Linked DNA regions of Mus musculus: region 1 is linked to region 2. The links are chromatin loops, found by intact Hi-C in ENCODE. Cell type or tissue: heart. All regions are shown on one strand. Links, peaks and the distances in the headings refer to the core of each region. The heading gives the core; the rest is flanking DNA.

Region 1 (10,225 bases), core at 1,467-9,466, 70 kb before region 2:
TCTATACTGTAACCGCAGGAAGCTTTCTACAAGGTGGTTCTAATAAAGGAATCTCCCTGTAGACACTGGGTTGTAGTTTCTCACACAAGTCTGTTCTTGTTACCTCCAGTCTCCTTGTCTTTTGTCCACCACAACAGACGTGACTTTCTGACCATCCCAAGTAATTAACATCTCCCCCATCCTAAATTGTCTTCCTCCCTGATCCTTCCTTCTCTTGCTCTTTCACTTTGGGAAATTCTCAGTTGTACTGTGGGACTTGCTCTTAGCTGAGGGCTTCCTTCCTCCACAAACTCCTCCCACTATCCTCTCTGGATATGGCTCTGCCTACAACGCCATCACTGCAGGCCATTTATCACACCGCACTGGAACTACCTCTGTGTCCGAGAACACTAGGGATCTTAGAAACCTGCACTAGTTTCTCCCAGAGTGGAGAAATACAAAGTACCCAGAGGGAAAGGATGTGAAATGCGGTACAGAACAACGTAGGCTCTGCCTCTCTCAGAAAGCACAGTATATTAAAAATCCATGCATATGAGATTCATGTGTTGTCTTCTCATTTGCAATGCATAATTTTCCAACTTGAAAAAATATGCTAGGTCTAAATTTTTTTTAAGTAATTTATTTTTATTTTATTTTATGTGCATTGGTGTTTGGCCTGCATGTCTGTCCGTGTGAGGGAGTCGGACCCATGGGAATCTGAATTACAGATGGTTGTGAGCTGCCATGTGGGGGCTGGGAAGTAAACCTAGGTCCTCTGGAAGAGCAGCAGTCAGTGCTTTTAACAGTTGAGCCATCTTAGCTAAGTCCAAAATTTTAATAAGACCACCGAGTCATTAAAAAAATAAGAATAAAAATTCTGTTTTGTCCTGTTTCATCTTTAGCAGACTAACAATCATCTGAGTGGAGAAAACCTGAGGCTAAAGTAGAGAGAAAAGGTATGTCAGTTAAAATAATTTCAAATCATGACTATGTAATGAAAAATTGAAAAGTTTAATTATAAAATGAAATATTTTTATTCATATATTAAGAGATTGTTATTTAAGAGAAACAGCACAAAGTATAACTGAATGCACTGTCTTATCATCCTGTGCCTCTGGAGACAAAGCTCAGGCCCTGTGTGGCAGGTTAAGTGCTACTATCCCATTAGCTACATCCTGGGGCCCTGGGTTTCATAAAATAGAAAAGGACATTAAATGTAAAAGCTTGAAAATCCATACAAAAAGACCAACGTGTGGATACTTCATTCCTCCTTAGAATAGGTAACAAAATACCCATGGAATAAGTTACAGATACAAAGTTTGGAGCTAAGTCGAAAGGATGGACCATCCAGAGACTACCCTACCCCACCCCATCCATCCCATAATCAGCCACCAAACCCAGACACTATATTGCATATGCCAGCAAGATTTTGCTAAAAGGACCCTGTTACAGTTGTCTCGTGTGAGGCTATGCCAGTGCCTGGCAAATACAGAAGTGGATGCTCACAGTCAACTACTGGATGGAACACAGCACCCCCCCCCCCCATGGAGGCGCTAAAGAAAGGAGAAGCTAGAGAAAGTACCCAAGGAGCTGAAGGGGTGTGCAACCCTATAGGTGGAACAAGAACATGAACTAACCAGTACCCCCAGAGCTCGTGTCTCTAGCTGCATATGTAGCAGAAGATGGCCTAGTCGGCCATCACTGGGAAGAGAGGCCCCTTGGTATTGCAAACTTTATATGCCCCAGTACAGGGGAACGCCAGGGCCAAGAAGCGTGAGTGGGTGGGTAGGGGAGCAGGGCGGGGGCAGGGTTTAGGGAACTTTCAGGATAGCATTTGAAATGTAAATAAAGAAAATATCTAATAAAAAAAAAGAAAATCCGTACAAAAATACAAAGAAAAGGATACTTGGCACACAACTATCTTCAGATGAAAGAGCAGGAAGAGACTGAGAAATCAGAATTCCCCTGTTTCACTTACCCCTCCTCCCCAGTGATAAACCACACTTAAAGATCATGCCAAGGCTTATTTCAGGAAGATTTTATTTCTTTAATATTACAAACTAACTCTCCCTTTCTGAGAAGGCAGTCTCACACCCAGACAATCTTCAAGCATGGTTTTAAGAAATTGAGAGAAAAATCAGAGTTCATCAACAAGAAGATTCACAACTTCTCTTTACAGTAATAATAGGAAAAAACGATACATTTCACAACCTAAAGTGGGCCACACCTAGAGCAGAGCTTAAAATGATATCAATCAGACAGGTATGAAAATCATTTGTAACGAATCTGTCTCCAACAGTACAGAACACAAGCTTGCTTTACACTGAACCTAAAACGTCTTCATCACACTGCAGTAGGCCCCAGGAAGCTTCCTCTGCTCGAAGGCTTCTGTGTAAATCATTAAGGCAAGTCAACAAAGGACCAGGAAGGCACCCGCTACAGCAGTGACCACGGGAAGCCCACGCAACTGCTTATAATCTGATAGCATTTAAAAAGTCAGGCATCGCGGTAACAGACCCAGTGTTTTGTTTTTAGTATCTTACATCTAAAGCACAAAGGTCAGTTCAAGTCACTTCAATGTAATAAACAATTCCTATTTGTCGTGTTACCTATGAAAGGAGAAACAATGTGCTATGCTAGAAGGATCAGAAGCAAGAGTAGAGGAAAAGCCCTTTGGTTTTAATTTATTAACCAGATTTTGTAACTGTCCATAGAATTAACAGTCTGCTCTGGAAAACCTTATCCAATAAAGTAGGACTCTACTACAGGCCTGGTAATGCCAGTTCCCACGTATGAACACTTCTCTCCATTTCACAATGATAACACCTAGGAATATTTTCAGAATAAAATAATGCTTTAATGAAGACAAGTTTTCTTTGGTCTTGTTTAAGCTGAGGGGGAGATACCACTATATTAAAACAAAACCAAAAAGTAAACAAACAAAAAGACAAGCTGAGCCTGCTAACACACACCTCTAACTCCAGCAACTGTGGAAGCTGATGCAAAAGGATTCCAAGTTCGAGGCCAGTGTGGGCAAATCGAGGAGACGCCGTCTTAATAAAGGAATAAGACCCCACAAAAGCATGATGGTGGTTTATACTTGTTCAGTGAGTCTAACAAGCTATTTTGTACACACAGTTTTCTAAGGTAAGTGCTCTCAAATGCAAGAAAAGATACTGCTAGCAGTGAATTCTTTTCTTTTCTGGTTGCCTAGAAAAGCAAGGGTTTCTTTAATGTCTGGTATTTCAGTCATACAAGGGCACTTGGATTAGCAGAAGAACAAAGGTGATTCTTTGGAATATCTCTGGGGGCAAAATGCCACCCACATGTGTACAGGAAAACAGTACAAAACTTTTCACTGTAATGTTGGCATCGAGGAGTGAGCTTACTTCAGTGTTTAATAGGAAAGGAAAGCATTTATCTGTAACAAAGTGAGCCTCTATGGACCTGAAATATCTTCTGTCAAGTTAGAGCCTAAGTAATTAACACTTTAAGTTTCAAAAAAATGAATTTTTGACAAACACCCAGGTAGTATAATTATGTGTGAAGAAGAAAGAGTTACAGAGACAAACTGAAGTGACTGACTTGAGCCTACCAAGAATACATTCAGACCAAATGGCACAGAGATTGTCGTCTCGATGAAGTCAACACACAGCAGGCCTCACTCGCCCAAGTTGAATCTGCCATATAAACTGTCACTGAAGACTAGAACTGTTCTAGCTAGGAAAGGAGACGGATCTTCCCCCCAATTTTTTAAGGAAAAAAAACATGTTGGAAGCAATTTTCTGTGCGTTAAGACAGCATTTTCTTAAAAGAGAGAGGAGAAAAAGCCCACTACAATTAAAATTAATATGTCTAATAAAACAGTATCCACACACAAAGCAGGAAAAAAAAGTACATAATCAGAGTCTTGAAGGCCTCCGTGAGTGCTATGCTCTCTTGAAGGCCTCCGTGAGTGCTATGCTACCTTGGCTGCAAGTTTTCACACCGCTGGAACACAGATGTTTGGTGCACGACCTGGTGTGACCTAGGAATCTTCAGCACTGTCAATTCTGGTCATCTCTAGTTCTAGAAAAGCTTCTGACAAGTACAAGAGAGGAAGAAGTCTATAGAAAGCCATTCTTTTCTTCCATGAAAATCCACCTTGTCTTTCTATTTTTTTTCTTTTTCCTTTTTTCCTCTTCTTTCTTTTTTTATTCAAAGAGGCTTCTCCATCGAGGCAAACTGCAAGCACAGCATGGTGAAGTGAGGTATTGACAGAGGAGTGACTGTTTGCAGGACTTAGCTGTCCTTGCTAGAGGATCTGTGTGCATTACAACTGTCGAACAAGGAACAGTTTATTATATACATGGCTCCAGACTCAACCAAAGTTCGGTTTTATTATCTCCACTTTTGGAAAAAGGCAGTGAAGAGGTGTCTATCGGCTGCCTTCTTGCCATGCCCCATCTCTTCCTTCTTGCACTGAATAATCTTCTTAGAAACTTACACACATTGCTCAGAGCACACATTGTTGTTGGTATTTCTATTGGCATAATTTTAGCAAATATAGTTCGTGCTATGAGTAAAATAGTCAGTAAACTTCAAAATACAAACCAAATCGAAACTGAGAAAGTGTCAATTTAAAGATTTTAGAGATATGACAAATTTTCTATATGTTCTGATATAGTAAAAATTACTGACTCGGTTCCTTAAAAATGTAGACTAAGATAATGACATGTAAGATGCAAGGCTGTGCAGAAAAAACATGTCTGAAGACCTTGGATTTATGCTTGTAAAACTGCCAACAATTTTTAATGAAAAGTACAGACACCAAGGCGAAGCCTAAAGCTGTATCCACATCGTTGCACGTTGGTTTTCAGTCAACTTCTAAGGTGCTTGGGGAATAAGAGGCATTTCTTCTATATATCAAATTCTTATTTTGAGCATTTCCATAAAACAAGAGGCAGGTCTTTTGGGATATCAAAGCACTATTAAAAAAAAAAATCTTACACCAAAACAAGAGAAGCCAGTGTAAGTACATTAATAATCTAGGCACCATAGAGGAAAGTATCAGAAAAATACAGGGCCTTGATGTTTTATACCCAATTCTAGCACCTGCCCACTGATAATGCACAATCACACGGGAGGCACTGAAACATTTACCAGTGTTTTACATTTTAACAATAAAGACCAGTTAGTATCTGTAGGAACACAACACTAAACTCATGATGCATATAGTAGGCACCAACTCAATCCATGAGCTAACATAACACTGCCTGGTTCCATTGCTACAACTTCAAGTTTGTCCAGTAATCTACCTAGACTGTGGTTTCTCGACCTGCTTTGAGATTGGGTGCTGAGAATTGTCTCCTCATCCTCGGAGGTGTCACGAACTGGTTACAGTGGCTGGGCTTGTCAGTCTGCTTTTGACAGCAGCTGGCTGTGCTACCCTCTACCTGACCTCCAGTGTTATAATTACAGTAAGGCTGCCGGTGTTGGTGAATGTGACGCTTGGCCTGGAAAGTTTGTAGATCAGCGGTGGGGTGACCGCTGTGGGAGTTTAGGGACTCCGAGGAGGCAGTCGCCTGGCAGCGCGTGGTTTTCGGTTGGCCGTTATTGAGAGAATTGCTTCTCCACCGTAGCTGAGGTGGTGGCTGTTGGTTGCTGATGTGCTGTTTGCTAACTTGGATATGATCCTGACTTCTTGTGCCCCACGCTGACTGTACATCTCTAGAAGCTGCTCTGCCCACTTTTTCTTGGCTTTCTTCTTTATTTCCTTTTCTTCCTTCTTCATCTTTTGGAATTCTTAGCTCAATAACCTCATCTTCTGTTATAATAATATGTGTCCCAGGACTCCAAGAGTTTCTGTGTTTAGGATTGCTCTTAAAGGGAAAGCGGGGCTTCCGGTTCTCAGGAGGGATGAACCTGTGGGGTACGTTCTGCCGACGAAGCTGCTTTGTTATCTCTTGCTGTTGCAGGTTCTTAAACCGAATTTGTTCTTGCCTCATCCAACGTAGACGTCCACGTCTAAAAGCTGGATCCCCGTTCATCAGCTGGGAAACGCGCTCTTCTTTGCCAAGTTCTCCACTCTCTCCTTTACTGACACCATTATCAGAGACGCTGTTAGCACCAGCAACTAGGGGCTCTTTTGTCTTGTGGCTTCCTTGACTCTTCTGTTCCTGTGATCCAATCAATGGCAAGACTTTCTCCATTTTGAGCATTTTATTTCTTAAGACTTTGATCTCTTCGTCTTTCATATTATTTTGCTTTTTGACTTCTTGCAAAATATCTTCCAGCTTGTCTATGTGAACCTTGAGGTCATCTACATCGGTTCCACCTTTCCCAGTGACCATCATATCTTCAATCTTCTCATCCCCTACCCCAACAGTGTCCCAGACATCCCTGGCCACAGCCCTCCAAGAGTCTCGCTCATTGGGATCTTTCTTCCCATACATGGCACAAAGCTCTTTCATCTTAACAATGGCCAAGGCTTCGATCTCCTGCCGACTGTGCCTAAAGTCATTGAGGGCAACCTCATAGCAAATCTCTTTGACAGCCTGGATCTTAAGATCTGAGATGGTGACCCACTTGGAATCTTTGCTCAGGCGCCTTCTTTGCGGGATCTGATACATTTTGATTGGCTCTCGCTTCTTCCCACTGCTGGGGAGGCCACACTTTTTAACAATGGTTTGTAACTTGCTGGGAGGCAGCTTTTCTCTCAGAGAAGTTATCAGTTTCCAGCTCTCTTCACAGGATCGCTTGTCAGAATCGTCCCCGCTATCAGAATCCGCGTCCTTTGGGAAAACAAAATAAAAAAAATGGCCCCCAAATAACCAAAATTAAAATGTAAAAAGGAAAATCAAATTGATGAAAAAGCAAGCAAAATGCTTTAAACAAATTTAAAACAAAACAAAAATCTAAAATGAAATTTAAAAAACCCAAAAAACAAAACAAAATCTAGATGAGGAAATCTATTAAGACCTATGTATATGTGGATTAATTAATACAAAGATTTATTTCTATTGCTAATCCAGATTCCCACTTTCTGGGATAAATGAAACACATTCTTGGAGGGCTGAACAGCCTCTCATTCGGGTCATAAGAACTTAGTGTGAGGCCGCCCCGCCCCAAGTCCCACACACGCCAACAGCCCTCGCAGCCCCTCTCCCACATTTGCCTTGGTTATTGCTGTTGCTTTGTCCAGAACCTCCTTCCCCAAGAGTGAGCACGGATGCATACAGAGATGTGACGAGCAGGCAGATTAACAAGAGGTTAGTAAGGCTGCAGATGCCAAGTTCTGTTTAGCTTTACTAAAATGAGCAACCCTAGGAAAAAAGTTAGATAGGAAGTAGAGAAAGAAGCAAACAGATGATGTTAAAGTGTAAGAACCCCTCTTTGCAGACCATGTAAGGTTCTAATCAGGCAGACTCGCTTTCCTATTGGATGGGATTCAAAACTGGAAGCAGATGCTGGATTTGCGATTTATATTAAGGGTTGTTACTCTGAGTACAAGAAAGTAATAAAAAAAGATCACAGCTTATTTTTTACTTTTTTTTTTAACACAATGAAGCCAATAATACCACCTTCTAAAATTTTAAGAAATTACTAGAACAAAAATTAAGCCTGTCATTAAATATAATTAAAAGTTTCTACATTTTAAACCTGCATTCATGGGAGAGGGTGCTTGGGCCTTGTACACGCTAGGCAGGCACTCGGCAACTCTAGTATAATAGAGTATTTCAGAAGCTAGGCATGGGGCTTACACCAAAGCCTCAGCACAGGTGAGCCTGAGACTGGAGGATTGCCACAAGTTCCAGGACAATCTGGGCTTAGAATGAGATTGTCCCCAAACAACAACAACAATCAACCAAAACAATGCCTACAGAGGAAACAATCATGTTTTCTATTTAGAAACCTCAGGTGGTTTCCAGTTCCTTGGGGACTACTACTCTTTTTTTAAGATTTATCTATTATTATATCTAAGTACACTGTAACTGTCTTTAGATGCACCAGAAGCAGGCATCAGATCTCATTAAAGGTGGTTGTGAGCCACCATGTGGTTGCTGGGATTTGAACTCAGGACCTTTGGAAGAGCAGTCAGTGCTCTTAACCGCTGAGCCATCTCTCCAGCCCAAGGACTACTACTCTTAAGTGGCAAATGCTGCCAATAAAAACAAAAAATAAAGTGTATATACAACAGCTCCGCTTGGGCTGTCTTCCAGTTATCTGAGCTGCAGCATTGCTTCTTTTCAAAAACCAAGAAGAAAAAAAAAAAAAATCAAAGCTAGGCTTAAAATGTTACGGCTTCACAACAGTTTCAGGTTCTTCTCCTTTTCCTTCTTTTTTCCTTTTTCCTTCTTTTTTTTTTTCTCTCTCTCTCTCTCTCTTTCTTAAGGATTTTTACTTATTTCTCCCCAGCCCCCTCTGTGTGTGTCTATGTGTCTGTGCTTTGCTTACGTGTTCCTATGTGCATCATGTGCATGCCTAGTGCCTGCAGAGGCCAGAAGTGGACACTGGATCCCCTGGGACTGGAGTTACAGACATTTTTGAGCTTTCATATGGGTACTTGAATTGAAACTAGGTCTTCTGGAAGAGCAACCAGTGCTCTTAACTATCAATCCATCCCAGCTGTTCTTTTTATTTTTATAGTTTATTATTTTTTTTACTTTAATTTTATGGGTTTGGGTATTTTGCCTGCATATATGTCAGTGTGCCATATGCATGCCTAGTGCCCAAGGAGGTCAAAAGAGGATGTTGGATCCCCCTAGAGTGACAGATGACTGTGAGATGAAATGCTCCTCTGGAAGAGCAGCCGCTACTCTTAGCAGCTATGCTATGTCTCCAGCTCTCCTAACCAACTGTTCTTAATGCACATTATTCTTGCCTGCGATTATCAAAACTGTTTCTCGGTGTAGCTCTGACTATCAGTGAACTCACTCTGTAGACCAAGCTTAGAGATCTGCCTGCCTCTGCCTCCTGATTGCTGAAATTAAAGACATGTGCCACCACCACCCAGTAAACATCAAAAACAAATAACATATCTTATTTTCAATGTACATCTGTACGTATGGTCCTCTTAGGAGGGAATTAAAAAATAGTATCTGCAATAACGATAATGATTAGTATTCTTTTTAATTTAAAGACACTTGCTATTGATATGCACTTCTTCCGAATAAACAGGTACTGAACACTATAAGTATAAACACTACTTGAAAATTTAACAAGGAAAAGCAGATCAAGGCAAGCTTATAGATTCTATACTTTCGAATACTTTTGTGGTATATACATGTACATACATGTGTGTAGGCCAGAGGTCTATGTTGGTCCTCTCTCTCTCTAAACCTTGTGTTTTGAGACAGGATCTCTTGGTAAACCTAGATCTTGCCTTTTGCACTAAACTGGTTGGCTATCAGACCCCAGAATCCACCTGGCTCTCCTCCCCCCAGGTTGGATGAATGCATGCCTCCTCGCCTGGTTTCACAAGGGCACTGGGGAATCCAAACCCAAGTTCTCAGGCTTGCACAGCAAATATTGTACTCACTATGACATCTACTTGTCCCCTGTTGTCCTTTTTTGTTTAAAAAAGCAGAATGGGAGCTTTAAGTATAGCTTAGCGACAAAGGGTTTGCCCTAGCATGGGCAAGGCCCTAGGCTCAATCCCAGCACCACAGAGAAAATAGTGGAAGGCTAATCCTCTGTGTGTGCTTTGTTATATGAAGGTCAAGGTTCTCGGGAGGTCAGCTAGGCAGGCCAGCCAATAAGCTTGTTCCCACCACTTCTCCAGCCTAGGAAGTTGCCATGCCTGGTTCTTTCTCCAGGTCTTTATGCTTGTACAGCAGCTAATTTACCGACTGTGCCTTCTCCTGTTCTCAAGACAACATCAGTAGAAGAAAAGGCATGTCTGTCTGACTTGAGTGGGTTTTTGCTTTTTTCAACCATATAAACTTAGTTTCCTACAATACAAATTATCTTACATTCTTCCACATAAATGTTATTTTATTTCTTGGCTATTTTTCTTTTATAATTGCTTAGGGATAAAGTGAATATTTTTGAATCTAGAAAATGGCAAGTATTCTAGTCATTACCTAAGTGCTAGACTTGAGATATCAAAGATATATTTAAATTCTAAAACGAAACAAAAATCTATATAAATTTAAAAACTCAAATTAAATCAAACGGTCATAATTTTCTTCCTTTTAAAAACTACTATTGAGCTGGGCGTGGTGGCTCATGCCTTTAATCCCAGCACTTGGAGGCAGAGGCAGGC
Region 2 (10,225 bases), core at 1,439-9,438:
ATAAAGTGTCTCCTCTCTCCAGCTAATTACAGTCAGCATGAGTGGCTCTAGAGTCCCCTACTTCTTTGATATTGTTCTTATTCAGGTTTCCAGCCTTTATTGCTAGGAGGCGACGGGAAGTGGTATGCACATTTTACACCACTGCTCTGCAAGTGTCTCTTACTTAACTTGCTCTGTCCTTGAACCTTTGTCTGCTTTTGTGGGGCTGGCTTCGGTCTCCTGAGTCCTGTTCCTGTCTACACACACACAGCCATCCAGCTCATCAAATACAGAGTTTTGTATAAATTTTAAAGATCTGCTGTGTTGTTTGGTTTTGATTTTAAGAACTAGCACTTGGATTGTATAACATACATCCCAGTTAAAATAAATAGTAAAATAAGCCATTACAAGAAATTTTTGTTTATACTTTGTAATACTTACTGCCTTTGGAAAGTATTTGAGCAAAGTACTATAAGCTCCACATATAATGAGACTATTGAAATATAAGTAAACAAAAATCTTGTGTACAGAGGGATAACTAAAAATACAGCTTGCCTGGACTAATAGTTTAGTTTAGAAATTAAAGCAAAAGGAAAAAATAAATCATAGTTTTTAATGCTAAATTTTAAAGTGGGTCAGGTATTAGTGCCCAGCACTCAGGAGCTTGAGGCAGGAGGGGGGAAGCGTGGACTGCATAGACCCTGTTTGAAAAAACAAAACTCTAAAGACAGCCTAAGGGGAAGGCATTGACTCATCCTGGTACTAAATGTTTGGTAGTGGTGTACACCTTCAGTCCCAGCACTTGCAAAGCAGAGGCAGCTCTCTGTGAGTTTGAGGCCAGCCTGGTCTACATAGTGAGTTTCAGGACAGCCAGAGCGACATAGAGACTCTGTCTCAAAACAACAACCAAACGGATCTCAGGACTGGTTCAGGCTGGCATGTGTCTAGTGGCCTTCAGAAGAGTAAGGAACTTAAAACAGCAACGGTTGGTATCGTAAGAAAAGAGCTGGAGCAGCAAACCCAGACGTCACAGTGTGGGAAACGAAGAGACGAGGAGCCTTGGGGCCTCAACACGGAATGCACAAGCAAGAAGACTTCAGAAGTGAGAACTCTAAATTACCAGGGTTTAAGATCAGAAGGCAAATTCGAGATCTGAAGGCAATGACATGTTAGAAGATGTGGCACAACAGTAACCAGAAAAGAACCCAGCCAGTGCTCGAGAAGTGAAGGAATTTTAAGGGAAGGATAGTTTTTAAAGAAGTTCAGCACAGTGGTCACTAACCCAGCTCTAGTCATGGTAGGGAAGTTTAGCAGGTTTCAGTTTCTTCACATGAGAAAGAGCTATAACAGTATGTACTTGGCATGGCTGTCTATGAATTTGGTTAATAAATGTGCTTACAGAAGAGCCTCCTGATATATAGAAACTGCTTAATATGAGCACAATGCTTTTCTCCTCGTTATTGCCGCTGCTACTGTTTACGTAGATAGTCACTGACATCTGCCGAGATGATGTGAAAAACCTGTATGAGGCTAGAGCCCTCGCTCAAGAGCACATTCCCTAGCTCAGCATATGCAAAGCCCAGGGTCCAGTGCCTAGCAACACAAAGATAACAATAAAATTTGAATGTGAGGGAAAACTGAGCCAAAAGATGCCCAAGTTACCAAAGGAGAAAATGACAGAAGTATGTAACTCAATGTCAAGCTCTGTTGTAAACATGAAAATTTTAAACTGTAAAATAAAATGGAAAAGCTTTATGGGGCTGGGGATTGGGTAGAGCACTTGCCTAACAAGTCCAGTCCTCAGCCCTGCCAACCAAAAAAAGGTTTTGTATCTAAGAAATAGTTTTCGTCTTTTAGTATATGTGCTGCCAACGCACGCATAGATGTTAGTCTTTTAACCTGCACCTCGTATGCAGCCATAAACAATCATAAGACCATTAATATTATACAGCATGAGAAAGAGAAAATCACAGACGCTTCCACAGCACAAGCAGCAGTGCACTAAGTGCATCAGAGGTAAAGGGAATATGCAACTGCAATGCGAAGGGAGTCTAAGAACAAATGGTAGGCCTTACAGTATTTTGGGATGAAGACCTGAGTCTCTCTGTGGGCTGGATTGACCTCTAACCACTATGAGAACAAACCAATCACTGAGCTCTTCACAAAAACAAAACAAAACAGAACAAAACAACCTCTGGGCAGTCCAAGACCCCTTCTACAAGCTTTCTTATCACAGCCACATCTGTTTAATGTCTTCTACCCTGCACCAAAATAAAGGTTCTAGAAGTATACATATTCACTCTCTTATGGAGTTCACACGTTTACCACTATCTGTTCACACAAGGCCTCTTCCAAAGAGAACACTGTGAAACAGGAACAATACACCTTTAACTTCAGGGCACTGTGAATTCTATCACATCAGTTTACAAGACCGAAGGGATATGCTTACTCTTGGGAAAGACTTGTTACAGTGAGTAGCCTGGGAAGGGGTTTACAAACAAGGCAGCAAGGGTTCATTGTTGACCTTTATTTTGTACACAGAACAAGACCAAAACAGAAAAAAAAATAGGCTAGAAAGCTTTGGCCTTGGGAACTGTTGACAGACTTTTCTTGGGCAATAATTTATTCCCTGCACTAATTTAGTAGAAAAAAAGAAAGTGCATTCATATCTGGTTTTGAAATGGAAAAGTCTGACCTATGCCTTAGAAACTGTACTTAATTGGATAAATTCTAGAAAAATATTCAATAGTGAAGACCTATGCAAACTCAAGAAATCTGTATTTAATCGGATAAATTCTAGAAATATATTCAACAGCAAAGACCTATGCAGAGTCAAGAAATCTTTCCTCCATTTCAGATTTATAATCAGGACTAATTTGTTGTTGTTGTTGTTGTTGTTTGAGACAGGGTTTCTCTGTATAGCCCTGGCTATCCTGGAACTCACTCTGTTGACCAGGCTGGCCTCAAATTCAGAAATCTGCCTGCCGCTGCCTCCCAAGTGTTAGGATTAAAGGCGTGTGCCACCACTGCCCAGCAGGACTAATTTTTTTCAAAAGCTTAAATTATATTTAATCTCAGTTCTTTACATGTACTTAAAGCTACTCCTTATTTTGATATGGAATCATAAACAAACATTCTGTATTTTTTTAATATTAATTAATGTACTGCCAACACCACTAACTTTAGTCTTGAGAAACAGCTTAGCAGTTAAGAGCACTGTTTGCTCCTGAGGGGGACCCTGGTTCAGCTCCCAGCACCCACAGAGTGGCTCACAATCACCTGTCACTCCAAGTCCAGAGGATCCAACCCTCATCTCTCCTTGGAGGGCACCACACAAGCACACAGTGCATATACATATACATGCAAGCAAAACACTCATACACATAAAATAAACAAATTAAAAAAAAAAACAAAATTAGTGTCTGTTGAAAGTTCACTGAGATTGCCTAACGGTAAAAATTATAAAAAAAAAAAAAATAGTGTGCTGATTTTTCTTAGAAATAGAAAAACATTGGAATTTGTTTTTGTAGTTATTCTTAAGTAGACAGATAATTAAAATAGGGGGAAAAAAGAACTTACGCATTTAAAAAAGGGAGCATGGATCGTGGGAGTCTAGCTCATTAGTAGACAGCTTGTCTAACATGTCTAAGACCCGAGCTAGCGCTCCAACTCCCTCCCAAAAACAAATATATATAATAAATGAAGTTTAAATTAAAGGGCATAAAGAAGGCAGGAGTCACACCATCTCTCCAGATCCTGTGCAGGATCAAAGTCTAGGAAAACACATTTACAGGCTCTCTCTGAAGCCAGTTATTGATCATTTCTAAATCTACTTTAAAACATCAAGATGAGTAATCTTCAAAGTCTCTCCTCAAATAGAACATTAACAACTTCAATTACTTCATAATCAATATCAACTACCACGCTTCTCAAATGAGAACGCAAGCTAAAATTTGGTTATGACTAAGCCGAATCCACAAAATGCCAACCTTTAAGTCCAATATCCACTATAATATCACTTTTAAACAGTTATTCAAAGCTGAACACCACTTTTCTCTGGGTTGAGACAGGCACATCATGACACAAAGCAGCATGCTTAGTGTTGGCAGAACAGCTGCTTGGACCAGAGAGAGCTACATAAGCAAGAGATCTGTTGACAATCTAAATTAGGCTACCTCCAGATTCCACAAAGATGACAACCTGCATCCTCCGAGATACTGCTGCAAGTCTTCTCTGCTACCAGTTTATTCCACTTTCCCTAATCTCTGCACGAAGAGATACTATGCAAATCTATGCACGCCATGCAATACGCCAAGAGCCTCCAATATGGTAAAGTGGCCTTAAACATCAACAGGCCTTCGAGGGCCAAAGCAGCGGTGGATTGCGATGATAAGGACAGAAACACAGAATTTCACCCCAACAAGAATGGAATCTTCAAGCCAGTTTACCCTGAAGGCTCATATAGCAATTCACCAAAGAGAAAAAGTGATTTGGGAGCTCAATTTTGCATTTCCAGTCGGTGAGGGTTTGCGTTGCATGAACAATGACTAGCTTGCTCTGAGTGGCCTCCCAACCCCCACAACTTGGCTTCTGGTGCGGCCAGTCACCCTGAAAGCTGCCAGGGCTGTCACTCGGTGCCTACCAGCAACCGGACTTGGCTCCTAAAGGATTTGTCAGATCATCCTCCCAATATGGCTGCCAGAGTGATCCTGGTCGGCTGAACGTCGAGCCCACACCAGCCTTCCTCCCATCTGGCCAGCATCCAACAAGCCCCCTCCCTCTGCATCGCTTCCTCCGTCCAGCCCTTGCGCCCTCCGCTCTGTCGGATGCCCTTTCCTACCTTCATCGGGCTCAGGGGCATTGCCACATTCCCGGTTGGAACCCTGATGCCAACCACAATAGGGGGTGAGAGAGCAGATGAGGGGGGAGAGATCGGCTGGCTCCTCAGAGCTGCAATGTGCGCACATACGGCGGGACAGCGACCGATCTGCTGGCCCGCGGACAGAGCGGGGCCTGGCAGCCCAGGGGAAGCGGAGGGCTGGTGCAGGGCACTGCAGGGGACCGGCAGGCCGCTGGACCAAAGCCCGGCGCTCGCGGCCGGCCGGCCAGGTCTCTCCACGGAGGGCGAGGCTCCTCACCGCGGAGCCAGAGCCCCGGCCGGCCGCGCCGCTTCCTCGCTTTGCCCCCTCCAGGCCCGTCACCGGCCGGGAGTCCCTCCCGCGGGAGCGGCCCCCTACACCGGCGCCGCGGCACCACCGCCCACCTCGCCTCGGCCGCCCCACCTCAGCCTCCTCACCTCAGCCGCGCTGCGGACAGACGGGCGAGCCGGCCGAGTCAGAAGACGCCGAGGCGCGCAGGGGCGCGGGAGGCCGGGCACCGACGCACCTCAGCGCAGGCAGCGGCCGCCGCGAGCCGCAGGGCGCCGCTCCGCAGCCCCATCACGCGGCCGCCCAGCTCTGCATCGAGGATTGGCGGGAGGCCGGGGCGCGGCTGTGGATGCGGCGGAGGAACAGAGAGAAGCCCGGATCCGAGCTGTCGCCTCCCGGGACCACTGCCGTCTGACTACACCGCGACGCTGCTCGCCAAACTCCGCCCGAAGCCGCCGGCGCGGGACACCGCCCCGAGCTAGAGCGCCGAGCGTCACCTCGGCCCGCCCAGCAACCGAGACCGACGCGGAAGGTGACCAATCGCGATGAAGACCTTGAGACAGATGACCAATAGTAAAGCGTGGCTGGAAGAGGGGGCGGGAGGTGCCGGCGGAGCGACGGAGACACTCGAGCGCCCCCTGGTGGTACGGGAGCCGATGCGGGTGCGGGTGCGGGCGTGCCTGGTGGGCGAAGCCGGTGTCCAGAGTTCCCTCCCGGGTGACCCCCGGAAAGGTGTTAGTGGGTAGCAGCCGCGCCTGTGTAGCCGAATGACCCGCTTCGTAAGGGGACAAAAAGTGGCTCAGTGACCGGGCGGGACTGGACGGTCCAGATGCCATCCGGAGAGCTGGGATTATGTGGGAGCGGCCGAGTGTGGAGTCATTGTCCGTTTAGAAAAACAGCTCAAACGGTGAAGCCACCGAGCCCGGCGCGGTGGGAACGGAACCACGCTCAGGCATGAGTGTATCCAGCAGAAAGCTTCCTAGCCTATTCTTGTCGAACCCCAGCACAACACCTCCCACACGCCACCTTGGGAGAAAAGGAGGAATGAGTAATGGGAAAGCATGACTTAGTGGGCATTCAGCGTCTCCTTGGGAGATGGCGTGCTGGTGTGAGCACAGGAACAAAACGCTTTGTATCGCGCCCAGTGAATGGACTGAGCGGCCTGAGAGAGATGCCCCTAGAGGGGGTTACCAGGGCTCATAAGAACACAAAAGCTCTATGAGCCATGTTTTTTAAAAATCAGATTTAGGTTCAGCTCAAATGAAAAGCCCCACAGACGTTCATAAGCAGCTCAATTCAGTGCTTAGTAAAATATCACAATGACAACCTGCCAATCACACTGCATTTTAAGGTTAGAGGATGTGGTTTGGATTTATTAGCAGAAATTGAAAGTAAGATTTTTTTTTTTCTCTCAACCCTGACTTTAATACAGAATTACTGGGTAGAGAAAGGCCTACACACTAAAACGTGAGAATTAACTTTCTACACTAACGACTCTGGGCAATCACCATGCCACTGAAGTTCCAGACTCCCACTATTCCACATTCATTGGACACTTCTCATTGTGTTTATTTACTTGTTTGTTCTTGTTTGTTCAAGACAGAGGGTCTTGGTAGCTCAGGCTCTCCTGAAACTCACCAAGCAGACAAGGCTGTCTTGAAACCTACAGAGAGATCTGTCTACCTCTGCTTCCTGACTGCTGGGATTAAAGATCCGTACCACTAAGCCCAGCTCTCATTTTCTTTAGAATGTACACTCCACCTTCCCACAAAAGGAGTTGATGTCATTTATTCTGAAACACACACAGAATAGAATTGCTTAAAATATTAGGAGCAACGATTTGAGTGGAAGGTCAGCCTGGGCTACATAGAGAAACCCTGTCTTAAACAAACCTAGATGGCTTAGTGGGTAAAGTGCTTCCGATGAGCTGAGGATCCCAGTGCGGTGTCCAGAGCCCGTGTCCAGGTGGATGGAGAGTGCCTGATGAACACAGTCATCTTCTGACACAGACACACCTTACACCCCCACTGTACCATAACAATAAAGTTTAACAGACATCAATAAAATACCTAAAGCAAGAAGTTGGCATGGAAGTGTGGCTAAGTGGGGTGCGCTTGTTTAGCATGTGGGAAGCCCTGACTTCCGTTCTTGAAATGGAGGAGGAGGAAGAAGAGGAGGAGGAGGAAGGAAAGAGGAAGAGGAGCTGAATCATCAGGGGTAGAGAAGCGCTGATGGATTTGCACAGGAGCAAGAGCTGCTGACATGGACACACTTACGTTTCAGAAAGCCAGGAGAAAGGTCTTCAACCGTCTCGCTATAAAGAAGGAGGCGCTAGAGAGATGGGTCTGCAGGGAAGTGTACTTCTTGCTATGAAAAGGACCAGAGCTCCCAGTACCCACATTTGGGCAAAGCACAACCACCTGTAACTCCAGCTCCAGGGGGCTCTGACATCTCCAAGGACACCTGCACTCCTGTGCACATGCCAACACATAGATAGACTCACACACACACACACACACACACACACACACACACAAGTTTTTTATTGAAAAGATAAATCTTTCTAAAATGTTTAAAGGATATAAATATGCTAAACCCAACTTAAACATTATTCAGTGTTTATGTGTCCAAACAGTATGCCATCCTCATTAATATATACAATTTTAATATCTTCATACATCATAAAGTTTTTCAAAAGAATTATCTATTTTGTGTATATGAGTACACTGTAGCTGTCTTCGGACATACCAGAAGAGGTCATCGGATCCCATTACAGATGGTTGTGAGCCACCATGTGGTTTCTGGGAATTGAACTCAGAACCTCTGGAAGAGCAGTCAGTGTTTTTAACTGCTGAGCCATCTCTCTAGTCCCATCATAAAGTTTTTTAAGCAAATAAGCTATGAAGAAAAGCCTGCTTGGGCCAGGAATGATGGGCATGCCAAATTCTCAGCACTCAGGAGACAGAGTCAGGAGGATCGCCACAAGTTGGGAGCCAGCCTGTGCTACATACGGAGTAAGCTAGCCAGGGGTACACGGTGACACCCTATTCCACAAAACCAAACAACCAATTAAACAAACAAAAACAGACTATTTCTGCTTGAAGAAGCAGAATGCAGAAAATGAGGAAGAATATCAAAAAACTAGAGTCCGGGAAATAGGCTACCTCTGAGCATGGGGCTCTCTCATGCCGCGGCATCCTGAAGGCCAAGACGAACCTGAAAGTGTGGTAGCATAATAAGCAGAGCTCCATCGAGTCATGGGAGACACCCACTTAAACCCAGGCTTAGTGCTGTGAGTTTATTAACCCCTAGATGGTTTGGACACTCGATGGATCTCAATCTAAAAAAGAATCTTCGTGGAGGTAGCAGGGTAGCAAAACCAGACCCATCAACAGAGGCAGATAAGACGGCTCTATACCACGAGGCCACATAGCCTGCTATGCGTACCTAGGCTTTTGATCCTCTGACAAATGAAGTCACCCAGCACAGTCATTAAGTTTCTCTGCTAACAGATTTTATGTAAAAGAACCTCTCTAAAATCACACGTTACTGTGAGAGTGAATTCAACATGGTCTGATGAGACTACCCCTGAAATTACAGTACAAAGAATGTGAGAGACAAACGCCCTTTGCCTCTAGTTAGCGTCTCCATAGCAGCACACAGACTAGAGCTCTGTTGTGTTTTCACGAGCATACACACACCTGGAACTGGAACAGAAGAACCGGATACGTACATGGGTGTAGGAGTATAACATATGACAGCAGCAACATGAGGAGTCAGTGGGCCAGTGTTAGCCCATAAATGATAATGAGGGATGCTGGGATAATTGATAGGATGAGACAGAGCAGACTCACTCTGGAGGCTGAGGAAAATCAGGAGTTCAAGATCAGCCTTGTGTTTGAGGACAACATAAGCTATATAAGATTACATCTCAAAAAGCAACAACTACAACAGAATGTGATTTCCTTTTTCTATCCCATGTAAAATAGAAATTCAGGTAGATTAAAAACCTAAATCAAAGCAGGGCATAGTAGCACATGGCTTTAGGCCCAGCACTCAGGGAAGCAGAGGCGGGTAGTGAGTTTGAAGCCATCCTGGTCTGCAGAGTGAGTTCCAGGATGGGCAGAACTATAGAGAGAGACCCTGCCTTGAAACAAACAAACAAACAAACAAAAAATAAAATAAAAAAGAAACAAAAAGATTAAAGACTTATATCAGAAAAGGCAAGCTTTAAGCATTTTACTAGAAAACAGAAAAGAGCTTTGCGACTTTGAAATAAAAAAAAAAAAACAAACAAAAAAACAACTTAAGAGATCAAAGGCACTGACTGATGAATTCTACTACAAGGTTTACACTACAAAAGATAAGCAGAGAGCAAGCCGGTGTCAGGTAAGGAAGTCCATGCCTGTAATTCCAGACAGTAGAGTTCAAGGTTATCCTTGGCTACATAGTGAGTTCCAGGCCAGCCTGGGATATAGGAAAGATTGTTTAAAAGAAGGGAGTCAGGAAAGAAGGAAGGAAGGGAGGGAGGGAGGGAAGGAGGGAGGGAGGGAGGGAGGGAGGGAAGGAGGGAGGGAGGGAGAAAAGACATCACAGAGCAAGACATACCAAGCAGCAATTCAATCTAACACTTTCTGTCTTCTTTCTCTGTCTCTCTGCCTGCCTGCCTGTCTCCCTCTTGGCCTGCCTGTGTATTTGTGTGTGTGTGTATGTGTGTATGTGTGTGTGTGTGTGTGTGTGTGTGTGTGTGTGTGTGTGTGTGTATAGCCAGAGACACTCACCTTGTGTTTGAGCTGGGATGTCTCACTGGGCCTGGAGTTAACTGAGATTAGACTAGATTGTTAGACTGGTTGGCCAGCAGGCCCCAGGGACCAGGGACTGGTGGTTACTGCTTTCCCAACTCTAGGGTTACATGAGGATGCCACCTTGCCTGGCTTTTACATGACTGACGGGTATTAAGTTCAGATGCGGGCGCTTATGTGGCAAGCACTCTACCAAGTACACTTCCCGGCCACTAATGTTTTACAGAGAGAGGGAGAGAGGGAGAGAGGGACGGAGGGAGGGAGAGAGAGAGAGAGAGAGAGAGAGAGAGAGAGAGA

What was found. Peaks named below come from ENCODE experiments on the same cell type or tissue, not always from the same donor. Only the 100,000 strongest peaks of a DNase experiment are listed, where the experiment ranks them.
Region 1: a loop joins it to region 2, with 2.7 times the contacts of the local background. A loop is called at or near these places in 2 of 42 quality-filtered maps.

The regions. Positions count from the first base shown.
Region 1 is chr4:149,231,732-149,241,956 of GRCm38, forward strand. The region is part of intron 22 of Kif1b (kinesin family member 1B); the gene reads right to left. Among named protein-coding and RNA genes, the nearest start is that of Pgd, 70 kb to the left of the region's middle. In heart, for the core only: no CTCF peak of the experiment used is centred there; DNase peaks (open chromatin) are centred at 2,370 and 5,480.
Region 2 is chr4:149,302,154-149,312,378 of GRCm38, forward strand. Kif1b (kinesin family member 1B) reads right to left here and starts at 5,580. Exons shown (of 49, transcript NM_001290995.1): 1 at 5,276-5,580. In heart, for the core only: CTCF peaks have their summits at 4,476 and 5,779 (motif pointing left); DNase peaks (open chromatin) are centred at 4,628 and 5,648; H3K4me3 peaks cover 3,001 bases; H3K27ac peaks cover 2,559 bases.